Regions from separate parts of the Homo sapiens genome. Here region 1 is linked to region 2. The links are chromatin loops, found by intact Hi-C in ENCODE. Cell type or tissue: ascending aorta. All regions are shown on one strand. Links, peaks and the distances in the headings refer to the core of each region. The heading gives the core; the rest is flanking DNA.

Region 1 (10,659 bases), core at 1,664-9,663, 75 kb after region 2:
CAACTGTATTGTTTTGTGAAATTGCATACATGATTACTTTTACTGGTGCTCTCTTTTTTATGTGTGCATGGATTCAGTGTGTTGATGATATTAGTTACTTTCACCCTAAAAGATTTTCTTTGGTGTTCATTTTAATGTAAGTCTATTAGCAATGTGAATTTTTTTCCACGTTTTTTTGATCTGAGATTGCCTTTAGTTTGCCATCTTTTTTGAAAAATATTTTGCTGGGTATGATTCTTGTTAGACAGTTTCTTCCTCTGAACACTTTGAATATGTCATTCCACTGCCTTCTGACTTCCATTGTGTTTGATAATAAGTAATGTGGTAATCTTACTAGATTCCCTTGAGTGTAATGTATCATTTTTATTTTGCTCCTCTGTTCAAGGACGAAAGATTTCCTCTGTCTTTGAACATTTTTGGTATGATATGTCTGGATGTTTGTGGTTCTATTAACAGTTAATCTACTTTGAGTTCATTCAGCTTCTTGGACGTATTGTTTATACAATTGATGTGTTTGAGTTCATTGAGGTTCTTGGATGTTTTTCATAAAATCTGAATAGTTTTCAGCCATTTTTTTCTTTGATTTTTAAAAATTCTTCTTTCTTCTAGTACTTCCATTATACTTATGTTCTTCTATTTTATTATGTTTCATATTTCTCTAAGGCTCTGTTTATTTTTCTCCAATCTTTTTTGTCTGTGTTCTGCATATTGCTTATCTCTATTAATCTATCTTATAAGTTTGCTGATTCTTCCTACTGCCAGTTCAAATTTATGGTTGAACCCCTCAAGTAAATTTTTCATTTCAGTTATTGTACTTTTGGACTCCAGAACTTATATTTGGTTCGTTTTAATAACTTGAATAATTTCTACCTCCTTATTGATATTATCTCCTTTAGGAGACAGTGTCAACATACCTTCCTTTACTTCTTTAGGCATGGTTTTCTTTTGTTCTTTGAGCATATTTATAACAGCTGATTTGAAGTTTTTTTTTCTCCTAAGTCTACCATCAGGATCTCTTCAAAGGAAGTTTCTGTTGCCAGCTTTCTTCTTTCTGTATGTTGGTCACACTTTACTGTGCTTTGTGTGTCTCATAATTTTTTGTTGTTAACTGAACACTTTAGATCTCCCCTCCCCGACCTTTAAGGTTGTTTTGTTTGTTGCTCACTAGTTCAAATGACGTTAACTTTGCCCAACCAGTTCTGCGAAATGTTCCTCGCCACCCACCTTTTCTACAGTGCATAGCTTTTGAGGTCCCAGCTCTGAGTCTTTCCAATTGTTTTTATCTGCCACCTTGGGGTAGGAGATTTTAATCTTGACCTCTAGGGGTCACTCTTCATATGTTATAAGCTACTAATTGATCAAAGGTTGTTCTTAGCCAGTTATATTTTTTATCCTTTACCGTTGGATGTGTGTGCTTGACTTAGAGACTGCTATCACAGTTAAGGTAGTTTACTCACCCCCCTACCCCTGCTACCCATCCACATTCAGCCGGGGTCTGGTAATGTGAAGATTCCCTCTGCCATTGCTTCTGAGAGGACCCAGCCTTTAGATATGGACATAGTTGCCCAGACTTCCATGGATGAGTGTGATTTTGAAGCCTAGCTTTCTAGGCATTGCCCTTGGGTCAGAGCAGCTTACTGTTCACTCAGTGTTTGGTTAGAGTTTAAGTACCTCGTGCCAGTGAGGCTACTGCGTTTTGGGTGGGTCAGGATGCAACCTGATGAATACTTTCAGGTCTGGCCCCAAATTGTGCTTTGATTACCCCTTCTTGGTAAAGCCGAACATATGTGTACATCCTTTCTTGCATACAGAGTTGCCTGTGATCTCAGAAGGGCTCATCTTGATTGTCTCTTTTCTTGATTCTATTAAACTTGCTTGTCTGCTGTTTTGCTAGTATCATGAAGCTAACATCTTTCTCTTAATTGCTCCCCAGAAAAACCTGTATTGTTTTCAACAATGCCCTTAGACTTAGAGCTCTCCACTCTCTCTTCCACGTAAGGATAGCCTCCTCAGGCAGAGCTGGAGAACTCTTCATCCTTATGACCTACCTTTCTGCCAGGCCAAAACCTTGTTGCCACTGTACCAGACTTCTGGGGTAAGTTCCACTTTTCCTGAGTAACATTCCTGCTCTAAGAGTGAGAACTAGAAGTGGTGGTGGTGAGTGCCCTTAGTCTTTTTGGCTTGGTCCTTCTGCAGTGGATCGTTTTACCTACAATTAAGCTGTAACAGGGGCAACAAGAACCCCGGTGCCTTGGCCTGCCGTGCCTAAGGTAGAGCTTCCACCCTATGTGTGGGGATGGGATGGGGGAAGGCAGACCATGTCATTTTTGCTATGTCTGCCTAGAATATAGCTTCTGCAGCACAGGCTATGAGAAGTGAAAAACACAGCAGCCTGCTCCTCATGGGGTAAAGCCATAGTCCTAGAGTAGAAGGTAGGTGGAGAGGAAGCCCTCCTTATCTTGGCTGCACCTGCCTGGAGTAGACTGCCTCGGTTAAAGCTTTTGTAATGCAGAGGTGTAGAGCTTGGTAGTGATGGTGGAGGTTAATGGAATAAGCCATGGCTCAAATGCCATGGACCCTCACCATTCTTACTAAGATTTAGTTGATTCTCTTGAATGAATGTTTTTTCATTTGCCATATGACCTACAGTAATTTCCAGAGAATTTCAGTTTAAAAAAAAAATTTTCACCAGAAAAATTGCTGTTTTGCTAAGAAGAGGGTATATTTCAAAAGTCCTGTCCTGCACACTTTACCCTGCCTCTTTCCAAGATAACCCAAATGTATCTTTACCCTATCAGAATAAATGTGCTAAATTTATTTTACTCTGAGCTTGGTGCTTATTCTCTTTCCAGTTATTTCCTACACCCTCAAGAATGTCTGACTGTGCCCTGCTGTGGTGTTCAGCCTCCTTGCCCTGACCTTGCTAGCTGTGATCTCCTATCTCGCTTTTTTTTTTGAAAGAAAAGTGTGGACGTTTTACAGTAGTGTGTTTGGAGTAATCTCCCAAAGAACACATGGGCCAGAATCATCCTGGAGCTTTGTTAAAATTTATGTTTCTGGACTAACAAAGTCCGTTGATTTCTAGTATCTTTCATAGGGCTTAGGAATTGGCATAAGTAGATTGCCAGAAATTATTCTGGTATAAACTATGTGATTCATAAGCAACTTTATACAGTCATATTCTCAAGTTTTTCTCTCATGATCTCCCTGGTTATTTCCAGTTTTTAGGGATACCTTTTTTTTGGTCCTTTGGCCAAAATACTATGACTTTCATTACCCTAATCTACTGTGCACTTCCGCAGCCACACTGTCTTTGGGGCTATGTGGCAGGAGATCACAAAGGGAAAAAGACCAATGGTATTTGGCTGTACCCTTTGGAAACTGTCATTTCTTTAAACCTAGAGGAATGTTTCCTTTCTTAGGGTTTTGTCTTTTGTTCACTCCCATTCCCTCTTTTGTCACTGCTGCTGTTACCATTGTCAGCAGAGGATTGCCTGAAGTCCAGCGGGTAGGCAAATGAACAAAATAATTTTTTTTTAATTGAGGGTTTTTTTTACATTCTCTCTGAGTGTTTTGCATTCCCTTTCCTATAAGCCAGAACTAAAAGGCTTCTCCTGGGCTTTTTCTTTCCGTCTGCTTTTCAGGGCTCACTTCTTTGTTTGTTGTGTGTTGAGTTCAGACCAGGGGATACAGGAGTAAAAAAGTTAATCATGTTACCACTTGTTTGCTGGTATTTGAATTCTGTTCTTCTTCCTCAGTCCATCTGCTGCTATTTACTTTTGAATCCTCAAATAGCTGCTCCTTGTATTCTGTCCAGGATTTAGAGCTGTGTTCAGTGGGAGAGATGGTGTAGAGTTATTGCTCCATTGTACCCGCAACCTGAATGTTCCAACTTTAAAGCAACATTTTCTTACTATTTTTGAAAAAAGTTTTTTGATCATTTGCTTGAAGAAAATCCTGACATAGTTGTTAAGTTGAAGTGCTCTAAAAGTTTAGATATTTTGTAAGTACTTATTCATGGGAATTTGAATTTTCATAGTATATATAATTCAAGCTATGGAAATATATTGTATAAAATAATAAATAACCAGAATTATAAAACATTATTTATTATATTGATTATAAGGTAAGCGAATGTTATAGTTTTGGAAATGTATATAGATATATTTAATAATACTGTATTGCTTTTTAATTACATATATAATTCTGTTTTTTTATTAAAATAAAATGATTTTGTTGAAAAGACAGAGAAAATCTGATATAGAGGAATGAATGGTTAGCTTGTTCTTAAACTACTTTCCTTAAATATCATTTTTCTATATAAGGCATTTGATAGTTATCTAGCACTTATTCCGTGTTCTCTGGTAAACACAGTGTTTTGGAGTGTGAGGGAAACCAGAATTTTCAGAAAGAGAGATAAAGTATCAGAGTCTGCATTGGTCGGGGTGAGGGAGGAAAAAGAAATCTTGTTTTTTGGTATCTGAGCAGTACTAAATAATCTGTCCCATACTTTACCTCAAATATAATATAATCCTGGAACGTCTTGTGGTTCTATTAAGTAAGGAAGTTTTCACAAAATGATAGGAACATGACAGAAGTACAAAGAGGCAACGTTAAGCGTTTTCAACAGCCACTTTGGGACCATTTTTGTTACAAAATTATATTAATGGATTATACTTTTCGGAATAAAATAAGTATTCATGAGGTCGTACAAAAATAAGTAAATGGTTGAATAAATAAATAAATAAATGTGAAATGTAGAATTTCAATTAATAAACTTAGAAGGCAGAAGAGAAATAGAAGGTTACCCTTAGGTAAACACCACAGTAATAATTGTTGTGGGAAAAAGGACCATTGGTGGATGCCTCAGAGTCACCTGGGAAACTTTTCCAATATACAGATTCCAGAGCTCCAGGAAGAGAAAACACAGGTTTAGGATGGAGTTAGGGATATCTGAAGTTTTAAAAGATTCTGCAAGGATTTCATTCTAGAACTACAGAATATTTTAGATAGAGTGCTGTTGCTGTGTACATAGTTTTCACAGTTAGACATAGTATTTTTCCATCATCGTCATTACAGAGGAAAAAGTAATAACCTTACTGTGGAAGAATCTTATAGACATCAGCTTAACCAAGTCATCATACATCCCGAGAGCGAACTTCCATATCATGTACCCCTTGGTATCATGTATAATCTCAATTTCCTGCCCGAAATGCATGGCTTCAATCTAATTGTGGGAAAACATCTGGCCAACTTAAACTTAGGGACCATTGTCCCTAAGCTGACCAGTATTCTTCAGAAGCATCAAGGTTATGGAAGACAAAGCCTGAAGAACAGTTTCAGACTGGAGAAGGCTGAACGACATGACACTTGTATGCTGTGTGGGATCCTAGATTGCCTCCTAACCCAGAGAAGAGAACATTACTGGGTCACTTGACAAAATTCAAACTAAGTCTGCAGGTTAGTTAATAGCCCTGTATCCATTTTAATTTTTTGGTTTTGATAATTTTACCATGATTAGGTAAGATGTTAATAGTAGAAGTTGAGATGGGAGTATGTGAAAACTTCACTTTACAACTTTTTTGCAAGTCTGAATTTATTTTAAATAAAAAGCAAAAATAACACAAAACAAATTTCATTTCAAATATCTCACATTACATAAATGCAAAGACAAAGAGCCTTGAATTTTTAAAAAATGTTAAAGCGTATAATGGCAAAGGGGGAGCCCTATATATGCCATGGTTTTCATTTTTGTCTCATTTCACACTTATTGATTACAATAATCCTCCTTTTCTTGTTCCAAAAACATGAAAGAATGAGTAGTATAAAGCCTGAAATATTATTAATATTTCTTCATCATACTTGAGATTTTATTTTTGATGCCTGAGGACCACTAAGACAGCTACACACTCAATCAAATGTTCAAATCAAATCTATTCTCCACACAATTGTAGTTGATCCCTTGTCAAGAATTTAAATGAAAGATAATTTAAATTCATTTTTCTTTACAAAACAGATTTTTGCTAATTTACAAAATGTAATTAAATGTTACCAGAATGCAGTTACTCCTGGAAGTACTTCTCTACAGATTCTCAGTTTTGCAAAATAGACATGTCTCATTTAACTTTTTTGAAAAATGGTGTATCACCAAAATTGGTTTCAGATGCTGTCCAATTCCTAGTGGTACACTGAAGTGTCAATACTTGTTCTAAGACCTTCTATATCATGAGGTGGAGGTTCTCAAATACATTGTGCCTCAGTGTCACCTGGGAAACTTTCCCAATATACATATCCCAGAGCTCCAGCAAGAAGAAACACAAGTTTAAGATGGAGTTATGGATATCTGAATTTTTAAAAGATTCTGCAAGGATTCCATTCTAGAACCACAGAATACTTTAGATAGAGTGCTGTGGCTGTGTACATGTTTTACACAGTTAGACAGACCTGGCTTTTTCTTTGGGCTCTGTCGTTTACTCAGTGGGTGACTTTGGGCATTACTCAACTTCTATATGCCTCAGTTTTCTTTAAATATTTATTTATTTTAATGATTTATATTTCATTTATTTCATATACGAGTGAGATAGTACATGCATAAAGAACTTTAAAATGATGGAAATTTTTTTTTTAAGATGGTAAGATGTTTGCTGGAAAATGTGGAAAATGTGGTGAAGGGGTAGGTACTTTAGGCAGAAGTAGTAACTGGCATAGAAATGGTAAGTGTGAAACTGCTGGGGAAATATGAGAAACTCAGGTTGTATGCATGGCCAGAGGATAGAGTGCAGATGAGAGATAGTGAGATGAGAATGGGGAATCTAAGAGTCAGTTTTGGAATGCCTGTATGCCATGTTGGGGAGTTTGATCTATATTCAAATTGTAGCACCATATACTATGATGCCAGCTACTGGAAGTGGAGCAGATAGACTCATACCAGCAGGAGAGGATTCTGCTGATCCTGAGTATCAATATCCTTCTGGGCAATGGAGCCCAGCATGATCCGGGATGTAGATACGCCTGTATACATCTACAGTTGACAAATGTAGGGGAGATCAGTCCCATGGTGGAGCTTTAGTTTAGAAGATAGCAGTCTTCAGGTCCAAGCCACATTTAACACAACCTACCAAAAATCATACATCGTGTGATTTTTTGGGATCTTGCCCACCATAACTGTTCAACCTTTGTCTTATACCCTGTTAGTCAGAACTCTGGGCCTCAGCTTCTGGTAAACTCAAATTCTGATAATAATCAAGCTATGGATGACCAATGAATGAGCCCTGTAAAAGCTATACTGTGCTTCAGGTTACCAGAAATCAGCTACTTTAGTATATGGATATGTGTGGGCATCTTGGGGAGCTATATTGAACTACAACTGGGCTAAGCTAACCTGCTCTGAGCTCTGTTTTTGGCCATTTAGGATCATAAAACTTGTTTTAAAGAGGCGTTCTGTGATAAGATTCAGTTCCTATTTCCTGAGAGCTCCATTTCACTTATTCTCAAATTGTCACTAAAGTAGGGGGAAGCCAGGACCTACCTAACCTCAGGGATACTCTTGTACAGGAGCAAACACAGTAAGGCAAGATGCTCTTTTATACTCTACCATCCTCTTACACAGGCACTCAATGACATCATGGCTTTGAAAAAGTGACCTTCGTCCTGAAGATATTTATGAGCTATAATTAGGACTTATTTAAATTAGGGGATTCTCCTAGAGATAATGCTTACTGTGTGATCTTTAAGCTCAGGGAAGTATTTTTTTTTTTTTTTTTTTTTTTGGAGACAGAGTCTTGGTCTGTCACCTGGGCTGGAGTGCGGTGGCGCGATCTCGGCTCACTGCAAACTCTGTCTCCTGGGTTTAGGCCATTCTCCTGCCTCAGCCTCCTGAGTAGCTGGGACTACAGTCACCTGCCACCATGCCCGGCTAATTTTTTTGTATTTTTAGTGTAGACAGGATTTCACTGTGTTAGCCAGGATGGTCTCGATCTCCTGACCTCGTGATCCGCCCGCCTCGGCCTCCCAAAGTGCTGGGATTACAGGTGTGAGTCACCGTGCCCGGCATCAGGGAAGTATTTTTATGCAAACTTTAGTACAAGTACAATTAAATATGGACTGTTTTTTTTTTCAGTGACTCAGAAACTTATGCATAGAAAAGAAGATGCCTTAAATTGACGTTGATGTTTCCTTTAGGCTGGGCTTCACAGTCCTGATGTAGAGTCACCACAGCTCAGTTTGTTTTCTGAGACCTGAAGATTCAGACTTCATTTATTATCAAATATTTCATGAGTGCCAGCTGTGCAAGGCATTATGCTAAGCACCAGGGGAAAAGAATCACAATTTAACTTACTATTTTACAGAAAAATATGAGATTTATTAACAAACAAAAATGCCAAGCTAAGGCCAGGCGTGGGGGCTCATGCCTGTAATCCCAGCACTTTGAGAGGCCGAGGAGGCTGGATCATCTGAGGTCAGGAGTTCAAGACCAACCTGACCAACATGGTGAAACTCCATGTCTATTAAAAAGACAAAAAATTAGCCGTGTGTGGTGGCACATGACTGTAGTCTTAGCTACTTTGGAGGCTGAGGCAGGAGAATAGCATGAACCCGGGAGGCGGAGGTTGCAGTGAGCCGAGATCGTGCCATTGCACTGCGGCCTGGGCAACAAGAGCGAAACTCCGTCTCAAAAAAAAAAAAAAAAAAAAAAAAAAGGCAAGCTATGTATTTGCGATGAGAGATTTGCTTCAAAGCCAGCAACACATGACGTCTCTTTACCACGGCATACTTTTCAGGTATTAAGGAACTCATGGAGAGCCAAATTAATAATCAGGATATTGATGATAAAGATGAGATTTAAAGACCATGGAAGTTATTTTTAAAAACATGTTTTTATTTTTAAATGTGAAATAATTTGATTCACAGAATATCCTGAAAGTGGTTAGAGAGGTCTCGTGGACTTCTCACTTGATTTCCCTCAATAATTACATCTTATATAATTATAGTATAACAGCAAAACAAGGAATCTGGCATAGTTACAATGTGTGTGTATATAGAGTTGTATGTCATTTTAATACATGTGTAGATTTCTGTAACCATGACCACAATCAAAACACGGAGCTGTTCCATCAGGGCAAAGATCTCCTTCATGCTACCCCTTGAGAGCCACACCCACACCCACCCTCATTCCTGATCCACGGCCATCATTAATTTGTCTTCCAGCTTTATAATTGTATCAATTCAAGGATGTTATATGAATGGAATCATACACTATGTGACCTTTTTACAAAAACAGCTTTATTGGGGTATTCACATACTGTAAAATTACCTTTTTATTAAAGTAGATAATCCACGGATTTTAGCACATTCACAGAATTGTGTAACCATCACCACCATCTAATTTCAGGACATTTTCATAACTGCTAAAAGAAACACCATTGGCAGTCGCACCCTTCTTCCCTCCCCTTATCGCTGGTAACCTAATCTACTTTCTGTTTTTATGAATTTGCCTATTCTGAACATTTTATGTAAACAGAATTATTGAAAATGTGTACTTTTATGAGTGTCTTCTTTGACTTAGAACAATGTTTTCAGTGTTCTTCCATGTTGTAGCATGTATCAGTACTTCATTCCTTTATATGGCTGAATAATATTCTGTTGTGTGGGTATACCACATTTTACTCAGCCATTTATCTGTTATAGGCATTTGTATTGTATCCAAATTTGGGCTACTATGAATAGTATGTCTATGTAAATTCATGTAGTCTTTTGTATGAGCATATGGTTTTCCAATGTTCTGAGTATGTACCTAAGAGTGGAATTACTGGGGCATATGATAACTCTATGTTGAACATTTTAAACCATGGCCAAAATATTTTCCAACGTGGCTGCGCCATTTTCCAAATCCACCAGCAATGTGTGAGGCTTTGAATTTCTTCATAACTTTGCCAACACTTCTTTATTTTTTTCCATCCCTCTCTTCCTTCTTCCCTTTCTTCTTTCTTCTTTTCATTTCTTTTTAATATAGCCATACTGGTGTATATGAAGTTGTATCTCACTGTAGTTTTTATTTGCATTACACTAATGACAATGATGTTGAAAATCTTTTAAGGTATTATTGACGCGTTGTCTGCTTTGAAAAAAAGTCTATTCAAATCTTTTGTCCTTTTAAAAATTTGGTTATTTGTCTATTATTATTGAGTTATAAGAGTTCTTGAGAGCATCTGGAAAAATGTCTTGCAAATATTATCTTCCATTCTGTAAGTTTTCTTTTCATTTTCTTGATTGTATTCTTTGACACACAAAAGTTTTTAGTTTTGATGAAGCACTAATTACCCATTTTTAAAAACATTATTACTTGTGCTTTTGGTATCATATCCAAGAAACTATTGCCTAATCTGAGGACATGAAGATTTAGGAATATGTTTTATTCTAATAATTTAATGGTTTTACCATTTACAGTCAAGTCTCTAGTCCATTTTGAGTCTTTTTTTTGTATAGGGTATGAGGTAGGAGTCTAATTTCATTCTTTTGCACGTGAGTAACCAGTTGGCACAGCACCAGTTATTACAAAGACTGCTCTTTCCCCATTAAATTGTTCTGGCACCCTTGTTGAAAACCAATTCACTATAAATGTGAGGGTTTATTTTGTTTCATTAATTTATATATCTATCC
Region 2 (10,659 bases), core at 1,049-9,048:
TTCTTTTAGGTGGAATCATTGTTGGTTTTTTCCCCCATATAGGATTATGTTATCTGCAGATAGGGATATTTTTACTTCCTCTGTTGTGATGTGGATGTCTTTTATTTCTTTTTCTTGTCTGACTGTTTTTTCTAGTACTTTCAGTACTATGTTGAATAGAAGTGATGAGATTGGGCATCCTTGCTTTGTTTTGGATCTTAGTGTAAAACATTCAGTTTTTCCCAATTGATTATAATTTTACCTATGGGTTTTTCAAAAGTGAAGTGACTTTTATTATGTTGAGGAACTTTCCTTCTATAGATTTCCTCATTTTTGAAGGATATTTTTGCTGACATAGTATTCTTGGTTAGAATTTTTCTTTCAGCACTTTCAATACATTATCCTATTCCCTTCTGGTCAGTGAGGTTCCTGCTGAACAAACCCACTGATAGTCTTATAGAGACTCTTTTGTACATAATGAGTCAATTTTATCTTGCTGCTTTCAAAATTCTCCTTGGCCAGGTGCGGTGGCTTACGCCTGTAATCCCAGCACTTTGGGAGGCCGAGGTGGGCAGATCACGAGGTCAGGAGTTTGAGACCAGGATGACCAACATGGTGAAATCCCATCTCTACTAAAAATACAAAAGTTAGCTGGGTATGGTGGTGGGCACCTGTAATCCCAGCTACTCGGGAGGCTGAGGCAGGAGAATTGCTTGAACCCGGGAGGTGGATGTTGCAGTGAACCAAGATTGTGCCGCTGCACTCCAGCCTGAGCAACAGAGTGAGACTCCCTCTCAAAAAAAAAAAAAAAAAAAAAAAAAAAAATCAAAATTCTCCTTTTGTCTTGGTCTTTGGACAATTTAATTTCAATGTATTGCAGTGTAGATTTCTTTGTGTTTATTTTAGTTCATGAGTTTTGGGCTTCTTGAATCTGGATGTCTATTTCCTTCCCTGATTTTGGGAAGTTTTTAGCCATTATTTCTTCAAATAAGTACTTTATCCTTTCTCTCTCTCTCTCTCCTTCTTCTTTGTGAACTTATATAATGTGCCTATGGATCCGCTTGATGGTATTCTGTAAGTCCCTAGGCTTTATTCTCTTTTTTCATTCTTTTTTCTTTTTGCTTCCTTGATGTGATAATTTACAATGACCCATCTTTGAGTTTGCTGAATATTTCTTATGCTTGATCAAGTCTGCTATTGAATCTCTGTAGTCAATTTTCCAATTTAGGGATTGTTTTCTTCAGGTCCAAAATGTCTGGTTCTTCATTATGTGTTGTGTCTCCTTGTGGAGCTTCTCATTTTGTTTATGTATCGTTTTCCTGAGGCCATTGAACATCCTTGTGATGATTATTTTGAATTATTTGTCAGGTAATTGATATGCCTCTGCTTCTTTAGGTTTGTTTGTTATTTATTCTGGTCCTTTGATTGGGTCATGTTTTCTTTTTTTCTTTTTTTTTTTGTCTTATAACTTCTTGTTGATATCCACATGTTTCAAAAAGTATGTGACATATAATTCAGATTCACAAGATGTAAGATGCCATTAGGAATGAGGCAGTTGCTTAGTCCATATCTCTATTTCTATTTTGTAGTCTTGTCTCAGTTTTAGAGTTTATTAGTCTTTTGGTCTTACTTAGTTAAGCCGAATATGGCCATCTCATCTCCACCTTCCTGTTTCCTTTTGAATCTTCAAGCTGATGCAGTTGATTTGTGCCAAGTAAACCTACTGGCTGGCATGGGAGTGGTGCTCATGCTATTCTCTTCAACCAGGGAAGAGGAATGCTCAGTTGCATGATGTATAGAGCTGCTTCTTTAAGGTGTTTGGGGTGGAATAGAAATTAAACGTATCTAATGTAATTGGGAAGAAGAATTATAGTATTTGGGGAGGCATGCAAAGATAAATTATTTTCAGCACATTCTGTTATTGTGCATAAAAATATTTACATATTCTCCACCTTTATTTATAGAACAGGAATCCCAGAGAAACTGAAATATAATAATTACTCACACAGATAAATGAACTCTAAAATCAAACAGAATTTCTTGGCTACCCTTGATCTTTTAACTAATATAACCTGTTATAATAACTTTGGGGCGGGCATATACATACCACATATGTTATTATAAGTGGTTTTAGAGATCTGGAAATAATTATTGCTTTCTTCACCTTGTGACCTACTAGGATGACTTACTAAATTTTTTTCGTGTTGTTTTGGAGGAATGTTCCCATTTATTCTGCTGTTAACTTACTTTGGAAGGGATAACTTCCTAGTTGGTCTAAATTTTGTTGCAAACCTTACATAACACTCTCATGACCTTAATCATGGTAGATGTGCCCATGTGAGTCCAATTCTTTTGAGTAACTAATGATTGAAAGGTATGTACAGAATACTATTCAGATTGTATCTTGTTTTTTCTTGTATTTCATAGAGTTCAATAGTTGAGGTACATTTGGAGACCTTAATCTTCTAGCAGTTTATCATGGTTCCTTCTGTTGAATAAGGCTGGTCCCATTTTTTTTTTCTCTTCCTATAGTCACACATAGAATGGTGTAATGATTTTTTCATTGGCAGATTCAGGCTGAACTTCATATCCAGATTCATGGGGACTTGAGAAGGAAGAACTTAAACCATGCTCATGTCTGTGATCTTTTACCTTCTAATTATTAGTTTCCCAAGAAAAGAATTAGTCATATAGTCTTTAAGTATTGTGGCTTATCATATAGTTCTTTCTAATCATATAGTAGTAATTTATCCTTCTGGTATCTATCTTAATCTCACATGCATTTTAGATGCCTTGAGTTAGGCTTCCAGATCTGATCATCCAGTACAAGAAGTGAGTCCTATAAAGAACAAGTCCAGACCCTGGAATATGGCAGTCTCCTCAAGGTCCTGCCAGGTGCTTGTTGCCTGCTACCTTTTCCATCATTTTTTTCAGTTATAAATGTCTATACATATATCAGATAGAGCCTTCCCCTATGCTTTTTCTGATGCTGGGGTTGACTTGTTTTAATATTTGGTTACTCCATGAGAATTTCACCTGCTGCTGTGGGTCAGCAGGACCCTCCCATAAGGACTCATTTTCTGCTGAATGAGCTGAGTAGCCATTCACACTTCCCATAGTTCGCCAAGCCGAAAGATGTTTTGAGAGTCTGTATACTTTAGATTCCAACCCTCTGTACAGGAACCCAAATTTGGATGGCAAATATATTTTATTATCAGTGTATATCCTATTACTTGGTAGTAGCTATGTGGAAAGGGTACAAAGGCTGACCCTCTATGCTTCAAGGCCAACTTTTGGCCATGGTAAGAAGAATGAGAAGTATCTAATAAGAAGGACTGAGGTCCTCATTGTTCCAACTATAGGACATACCTATAAATCCTGATAGAAGTATATTCAGCATGTCACTTTAACTAATATTCATCCTTAAACTTGGGTGATCATCTGTGAGGAAGGAAGTTTGGGGAATCTATTGTTAGCATGCTTGCCTTTTTCAGTTGGTCCTTATCTTTGATTCTCTGAAACTCTCCTCTATTTTATGCTTACAGTTTTGCCACCAAGGCTTATAATGTCTCATATTTCCTGAATTACCTGGGTTGCTGTGACACATTGACATTGATTTAAAAAGTGTATTGGGTTCTAATATCCCAGATACTGTCTTAGACGCTTAACTAACTAGCATCTTGAACTAGCATTTAAGTTGCTCTTATCTGATATTCAGCCACCTACCCTCCCCAGAGCTCACTCTCCATGCTTGCTCTACCTTTGTTCAATGGCTTGGGCTTCTGCTTTTGCCTATATTCTCTGAGTTTCTCATTGAGTTAACTGTCTGGTTCCTGTCCCTCCACGCTTTGCCTTGCTATCACAATTCCTTATATGAGAATTTGGTGCTGAGTTTCTGAGCCTCATCCTCATATCTGGGATCCTGCAGCCTGTGACTCTCTATATATCTCTTGGGCCATTTAACTACTGTGAGTTTCAAGACTTTTGCTATCAAAATTTTTCATCTCCCATATGCCATACTTTATCTTGCTGACTGCTTTCTTTTCTTTTCTTTTCTTTTTTTTTTTTTTTTGAGATGGAGTCTTGCTCTGTTACCCAGGCTGGAGTACAGTGGCACAATCTCAGCTCACTGGAACCTCTGCCTCCTAGGTTCAAGCAATTCTCCTGCCTCAGCCACCTGAGTAGCCAGACTACAGGTGCGCGCCACCACCCCCAGCTAATTTTTGTATTTTTAGTAGAGACAGGGTTTCGTCATGTTGGCCAGGCTGGTCTCAAACTCCTGACCTCAGGTGATCCTCCCACCTCTGCCTCCCAAAGTGCTGGGATTACAGGCTTGAGCCACCATACCTGGCCATGACTGCTTCCTAGTACTGCACTTACTCAAATTTTCCATACTCTGGGATGAAACTCTGCTGTCACCTGGGCCTGTACTCTAATGCCACTTTAGGTCTAGTGGGCAGGCCTAATTTCAGGGCCTCCCCCAATCTCTGTCTCACTATGTATACTCTGTGTTTTCTCATTGATAAATCCAGAGATATGATGAACAGATATGCTTGGGAAACATTATTGGCAATACACTATATAAGCCAATTTAGAATATTTTTATTGTAACTATAGTTACTATTTTTTTCTAGCTTGATTCTTTGCTTGTAGGTAGTGAAATGTGGTGACAGCTTGACTAAAGCTCTGTTCTATAAATGCCTTTAGTCTGAGGTAAATGTAGGCTTTGTCAGAAATGATATTTTCATATATGGTACATAGATGGTACAGAACTGTGATTATTGTAACATGTTTGAGATACAACAAAGAGTACTTAAAAATATTTCATACGCTCAAGGAATTTTTACCTTGGGTTGTTCCTGAAAAATCAATATGGTCCCTTGTCTAGCATTTTTTGTGTAGTTTCTATAAAGTAGTAGCTGCTTTTGGTAGGCTATTCAAAATAATCTGGCTTAGCATTCTTTTGGAATTTTTACCTTGGGGTGTTGCTGAAAAATCAATATGGTCTCTTGTCTAGAATTTTTTTTGCATAGTTTCTGTGAAGCAGTAGCTGCTTTTGGCAGGCTATTCAAAATAATCTGGCTTAGCATTCTTTATAATACAGTTAGTTCAGGTTTCTTAAAACCAGTTTTTGGCCTATATTCCTCAGGAAGAAAAACTCTGTGTCATTTTACCTTGTGCCCAAGATACATGATAACTGCCTTCTTGAATAACAGCAGGCTTTCTAGGCTTTCTTCACACAAAGTTTTCTTTATGAGAAAAATAATATCCATTGACAACACGTAAAGAATAGAAAATATATGAGGCAGTTGCCCATTTCCCTCCTTGTCATTACCTCCACACCCAGTATCAGAAATGGAGTGATTGAAAATCCTACATATGTTGGATTGGAAGTAAAATTTAATTTATTTGAGGAACCTCAAGGATATATGTGAGCATTCCAATTTCCTATTATGGAATTAGCAAAACCTAGCCTGGATCTGGGGCAGGAAATCAGTATATAATGTTGCTTTCAAGGTTACTCTAGAATTACCTAATTCAAAGCAAGGGCTTATATTTAGCAATGAGCTCTCAACATGGTTTGTTCCATGTAAAAAATGTCCTGCCAATGCCAAATTGGTAGTAGGTGAAGTTGGAGACTCCAGGGCTCATCTACCATTTGTGGCATTGTTCCATCCATAGATGACACTGTTCTTAATTTGTAAGCAGAGCAGTCTGTGCCTCATTGCCATCTGGCTCAGCCCAGTTCCAGTGCCATAAGGTGAACTGAACTGTCAGTGGTAGGAAATAGTGCTCTATGTTTGTCATGATGTACTAGCACAGACCCAGAAGTCAATAACTGCTTGGCATTCCAGAAAACATTCTCATGGCGGTAAGTTAAACTTCATGGAATGTCTTTTTCCAGTGGGTGATGAAGTCATTTAGCAATGGTTACCTTTTGTGGAAGAAAATCTTGTTAAAAAGTAAGTAGCCCTGGGAAGCCTTGAAGTTTATGCTCTTGTTTTGAAGTAGACATACTACAAATTTTTTGTATTTTATTTAAGCCAGGGAAAATACTAGATGCACTGATGAAGTAACTTAAGAAGATAACATAGGAACTTCGAGTTGTACATTTTTTTCTTTTCCCACTTGATTATATGATATATTGTGTTGACATGGACTTCTGAAACCCCTATGTTTTCATCTTTAGTCAGCTTTATAATTAGGATGTCATCAAATGAGGCTAACATGCCTGGAAGCCCAGAAAGCAAAGTCCCTGGGAAGGAGTAGAAACTTCCAGGAGCAGCAGAAATTCTCAATTGACCTTCTCAATTCCCCGCCTTCACATCTGCTCCACAGTCTGCACTTCTGTATCTTATATCTCAGGGGTGGTCACATCTTCTGTGTGGAGCTGCTCTAAATAGAGAAACTAAACACTGAACCTCCATTCCCTCTCCTTTTGTGTCTCCTAGTTTGATCATGAAGTTCTTTAGTTTTGTCGTGTCATCAAATTCCTTGACCCATCATTATTTTCTCAGTCTTGTAAAAGATCTCCCTCTCCAGGAGAGGAGGTTTCTCACGATGAGCGTATGATGAAAATGTGCATTTGTGTTTGGTTTCCCTATCAGTGAATTTTGTTGTGCCAGAATTTGCACAGCTTCTAGTGAGAAGGATGTCTTTCTTCGGGAGTAATACAATCTGGTCTCCTGTGAGGCAATGCTTGGTTTTGACCTTGTCCTTTAAAAATTCTAGACACTTGCCCTTGCTGCTGTCTCCCCACATCATTTCATTCAGAAGCAATTGTTTCTTGAATTTCTTACAGGAGACAGTCCTGACTGTTTACAGCCCAATTCGCTGCGTATGATTTGAGCTCTCCCTGTGATAAAGAATCTGGTAGTGGTGTGTGTGCACGGCATGTTATCACCTGGTTTGCTTTCTGTTAGAGTGAGGCAACCAACAGAATGAGGAGAAGAGAAGGAGGAGTGATTTGCAGGGCCAGTGAAGGCCTGGGAGTCAAGACCTAAGGGCTTAGAATTCACTGAGGAGTTCCTTTCTTGTGGGACCAAGTACAGTAGTAATTATATAATAATTATAATATACTATAATATACTACTGTATATATAGAAAGTATATATGTAGAAATTGTGTGTGTGTATATATAATATGGTATATATATATATGGTATATATATGGTGTATATATATATATATATATATATATATATATATATATATATATATATGGATAGAGAGAGAGAGAGAGAGTTGCTGCTGTCTCATAGCAGCAACTATTTTATGTACTTCACACTGTGGATCTCTAGGCATAACCCGAACCTGCCTCACTCCTTTAATCACTGATTGAAGCATTCTACATTCTAACCATCCATCGTCTCTTGTTCTTTCACCTTACTTATTCAGCTACTCCCATCGTGACTACTCCTACACCTCATCAGGACTTCTGACCCACTGAGACACCTCCCCATGCCTAGCCATAATCTCCTATCTTTACCACTTTCTTTCTTATGCAGCTAGTCTGTGGCTCATTGCTCAGTAACATTCTGGCGGATTTTCCTACACATATATCTTTTTGTCATATCCATCTGGCAACATCCTAAAGCTAGTGAATGTAAATATACTTTAGTCTATGTCTGGATAGCTGAGAGATGATAGAGAAAGTCACTCAGTTGGGCTCTCAACATGTCAGTATTCCAGTTGTGTTAACTGGTCCCGGTGCTACGCCACTGTCTTCAGTGATATGTCAGAACTTCTCTACTCTTTTTTAGTCTTTCATTCTCATAACTCCCCAATCTTCTCTCAGTTAATAAGAAGGTAGAAGCATCCAGTGGGAACTTCCTGAGTCCTCCTCGACATGGGAACTCCATCTGCAGCCATGCTCATGCTGTGCTTTCAGTCCGTGCTCATCCCTGCGCTTCACAGCCAGACTGCTCAAACAGATGTCTGTGTGTGCTTGCTCCCTTTCCTTAACAGTTATGGAGTCCGTGATTCATGTCAAACTGCATTCTGTTCGCATCATGACACCAGACACCTCTTGCTGATGTAATGGAAGTCTACTTTGTAGGCATTCTTCAGTCCTCATCTTACGCTCTGAGTACTTCTGCCTGGATTTCAAATGGGAGAGGCCTTCAGACTCCTCACTTAACTCCCTTTTTTTCCTACTCTGCAGTGTGAACTTTCTTCCTAAATGATTTGGTCCATGTGATGACTTCAATTATAGATAATAAGCAAATGAGTCAAGTTTTTTGTCTGTGTGTGTGTGTTTTTTTTTTTTTTTTTTTTTTTTTTTTTTTTAAGACTGGTTCCTGCTCTGTTGCCCAGGCTGGAGTGCAGTGGCCTGATCTCAGTTCACTGCAACCTCTGCTTCCCGGGTTGAAGTGATTCTTCTGCCTCAGCCTCCCAAGTAGCTGGGACTACAGGCATGCACCACTACGCCTGGCTAATTTTTGTATTTTTAGTAGAGACGGGGTTTCGCTAATGTTGGCCAGGCTGGTCTCAAACTCCTGGACTTAAGTGATCCACCTGCCTTGGCCTCCCAAAGTGCCAGGATTACAGGAATGAGCCATTGCACCCAGCCAAGTTTTTATCCACAGTTCAGACTTTCACCTGGTACCCAAGTCTTACTCATGTGAACTTGTCACTGGACTATCTCAAAAGCTCCTTAGAAACTTAAGCATCATCATGACACCTTTTTCCCCCTTAGATTTCAACTCTCAACCATGATATTCATGATATTTACCAAGTCAGTAAATTTTACCATCTCAATCTATTTCTAGGGACTTTTCTAGGATCACTTTTCTAGGGACTCTTTCCTGGCTTCAGCGCTCCCAACCAAGACAACATTATGTCCACCTCTCCTAAGATCTCATTGTTTGGGGGGCTGAGGTTGGAGGATTGCTTGAAGCCAGGATTTTGAGACCAGCCTGTGCAACACAGTGAGACTCCATCTGAGTAGTCCCAGCGACTCAGGAGGCTATGTGAGGAGGATCTCTTAAACCTAGCAGTTTGAGACTGCAGTGAGCTAGGATTATGCCAGTTTACTCCAGCCTGGGTGACAGAGAGAGATGCTGTCTTTAAAAAAAAAAAAGATCTCACTGGGTTTTGTACTTTTCTTTTCCAGTGCCTGTCACTGTTTGTAATTACTTATGTGAATGTTTGATTAGTGTCTGCTACTTTATTAGAATGTATGTCTCATTTGTCTTGTCATTTTCTACCCATTGTACCCAGAGCCTAGCACATAGTGAGTTATATCAACAAATATTTGCCAAGTACATGAATCAATGTACTTTATGAACTTAGTCAAAATAATTTTAAAGGTAAGTACTGATGATTCCTATTTTAGAGATGTCAAAACTGAGGCTCTTAAATTATGTAAATTGTCTAATATCACACAGGTTAATTATTAATAAATGTCTTGGGTGGGATTCATTTTGCTATTTTATCCTCCAGGCCTTACTGGGGTAAGGTTGGCTTTTTAAGGATCTTAGTTGGACCAGACATTTTCTTCAGAGTTTCAGTATGAAATTTAATAATTTTTTATTTGTGATATTAACTATGAAATAGGGCTTGATTTGAATACAAAACAAACTAAAAAAACCCCTCCAGTTTAAATGAACTTAGAATGTTGAAGCAAATTTTGAAAAAGATATTTTGTGTCATTAAAAACAATGCTATTTAAAAATGCTTGTGATAGGATGTTAAAAAAATGCAGTCCAGAAATTCATGTATAGTAAGATATTCATGTAACTGCATGACCAGTTCTTCTTGCCTGTTGCAGAGATGGAGCCAATTTGCTGAAACAGCAGTGTTACAGTAGAGAAAGAGTTTAATAATCACAGGGCCAGCAAAGTGTGGGAAGTATGGGAGTATGGGAGTTTGGAAGTATGGGAGACATTTCTCAAGTCAGCCTCCCAAACAGCTTGGAGTTTAGTGATTTAAAGAGTAATTTGGCAGGCTGAGGGAGAGGGATTTGGTGCTGCTGATTGGTTGGGGATGAAATCTTAGCAGTGTCCAAATTATCTTAGTACTCTGAGTGAGTTTCTGGGTGGGGGGTCTCAGGACTGGTTGTATTACTTCCTTCATATGACTCATGGGTCTGGGTAGAGTTAAGTCATTCGCCAGAATGTCAAAGTCTGAAAAATATTTCAAAGACCAATCTTAGGAGGTTTTGACGATAGTGATGTTATCTATAGGAGCACTTAGGAAGTCACACGTCTTTTGACTTCTGAAATAGTAAATCCTTATAGAAAGGTAAGCAAGGGAACTATGCTGGTTATCATTTCATTAAGCCATATCTTAGCAGAATTCAAGTCCCTTCTCTAATGCTAATATTGTATTCTTTCATTACTCTTAAAAGGCAGTTTTGATCCCTGAGCAAGGAGGGCTCTTGGAAGGGACTGTAAAGTTAAAGAAGTCAGTTAGCTTGTGAAATTAGAAACAAGATGGAGTCAGTTAGGTTAGATTTCACTCACCAATAATTTTTCTGTCATATTTCTCTCAAAAGTAGTTTCCTTAATAATGTAAAAACACATACAAAGAAACTAGAAAGAAGAATGCTACTTAATAGTTGCTTCTTCTGGGTGATGATATCATGCAGTTTTTTTTTCCGTCTTATATTTTTCTGTACTTCCCCAATTTTCTACAGTGATAACATATTATGTTTTATTTATTTATTTTTGTCTTTACA

The links. Hi-C counts contacts between places; a loop is a spot of excess contacts. Peaks named below come from ENCODE experiments on the same cell type or tissue, not always from the same donor. Only the 100,000 strongest peaks of a DNase experiment are listed, where the experiment ranks them.
Region 1: it touches region 2 in a loop (5-fold over the local background); 1 of 110 quality-filtered maps calls a loop at or near these places.

The regions. Positions count from the first base shown.
Region 1 is chr7:40,506,038-40,516,696 of GRCh38, forward strand. All of the region lies in intron 12 of SUGCT (succinyl-CoA:glutarate-CoA transferase), which reads left to right. Among named protein-coding and RNA genes, the nearest start is that of SUGCT-AS1, 36 kb to the right of the region's middle. In ascending aorta, for the core only: no CTCF peak of the experiment used is centred there; no DNase peak of the experiment used is centred there; H3K4me3 peaks cover 3,058 bases; H3K27ac peaks cover 4,137 bases.
Region 2 is chr7:40,431,911-40,442,569 of GRCh38, forward strand. The region is part of intron 9 of SUGCT (succinyl-CoA:glutarate-CoA transferase); the gene reads left to right. Among named protein-coding and RNA genes, the nearest start is that of SUGCT-AS1, 110 kb to the right of the region's middle. In ascending aorta, for the core only: no CTCF peak of the experiment used is centred there; a DNase peak (open chromatin) is centred at 5,731; H3K27ac peaks cover 3,214 bases.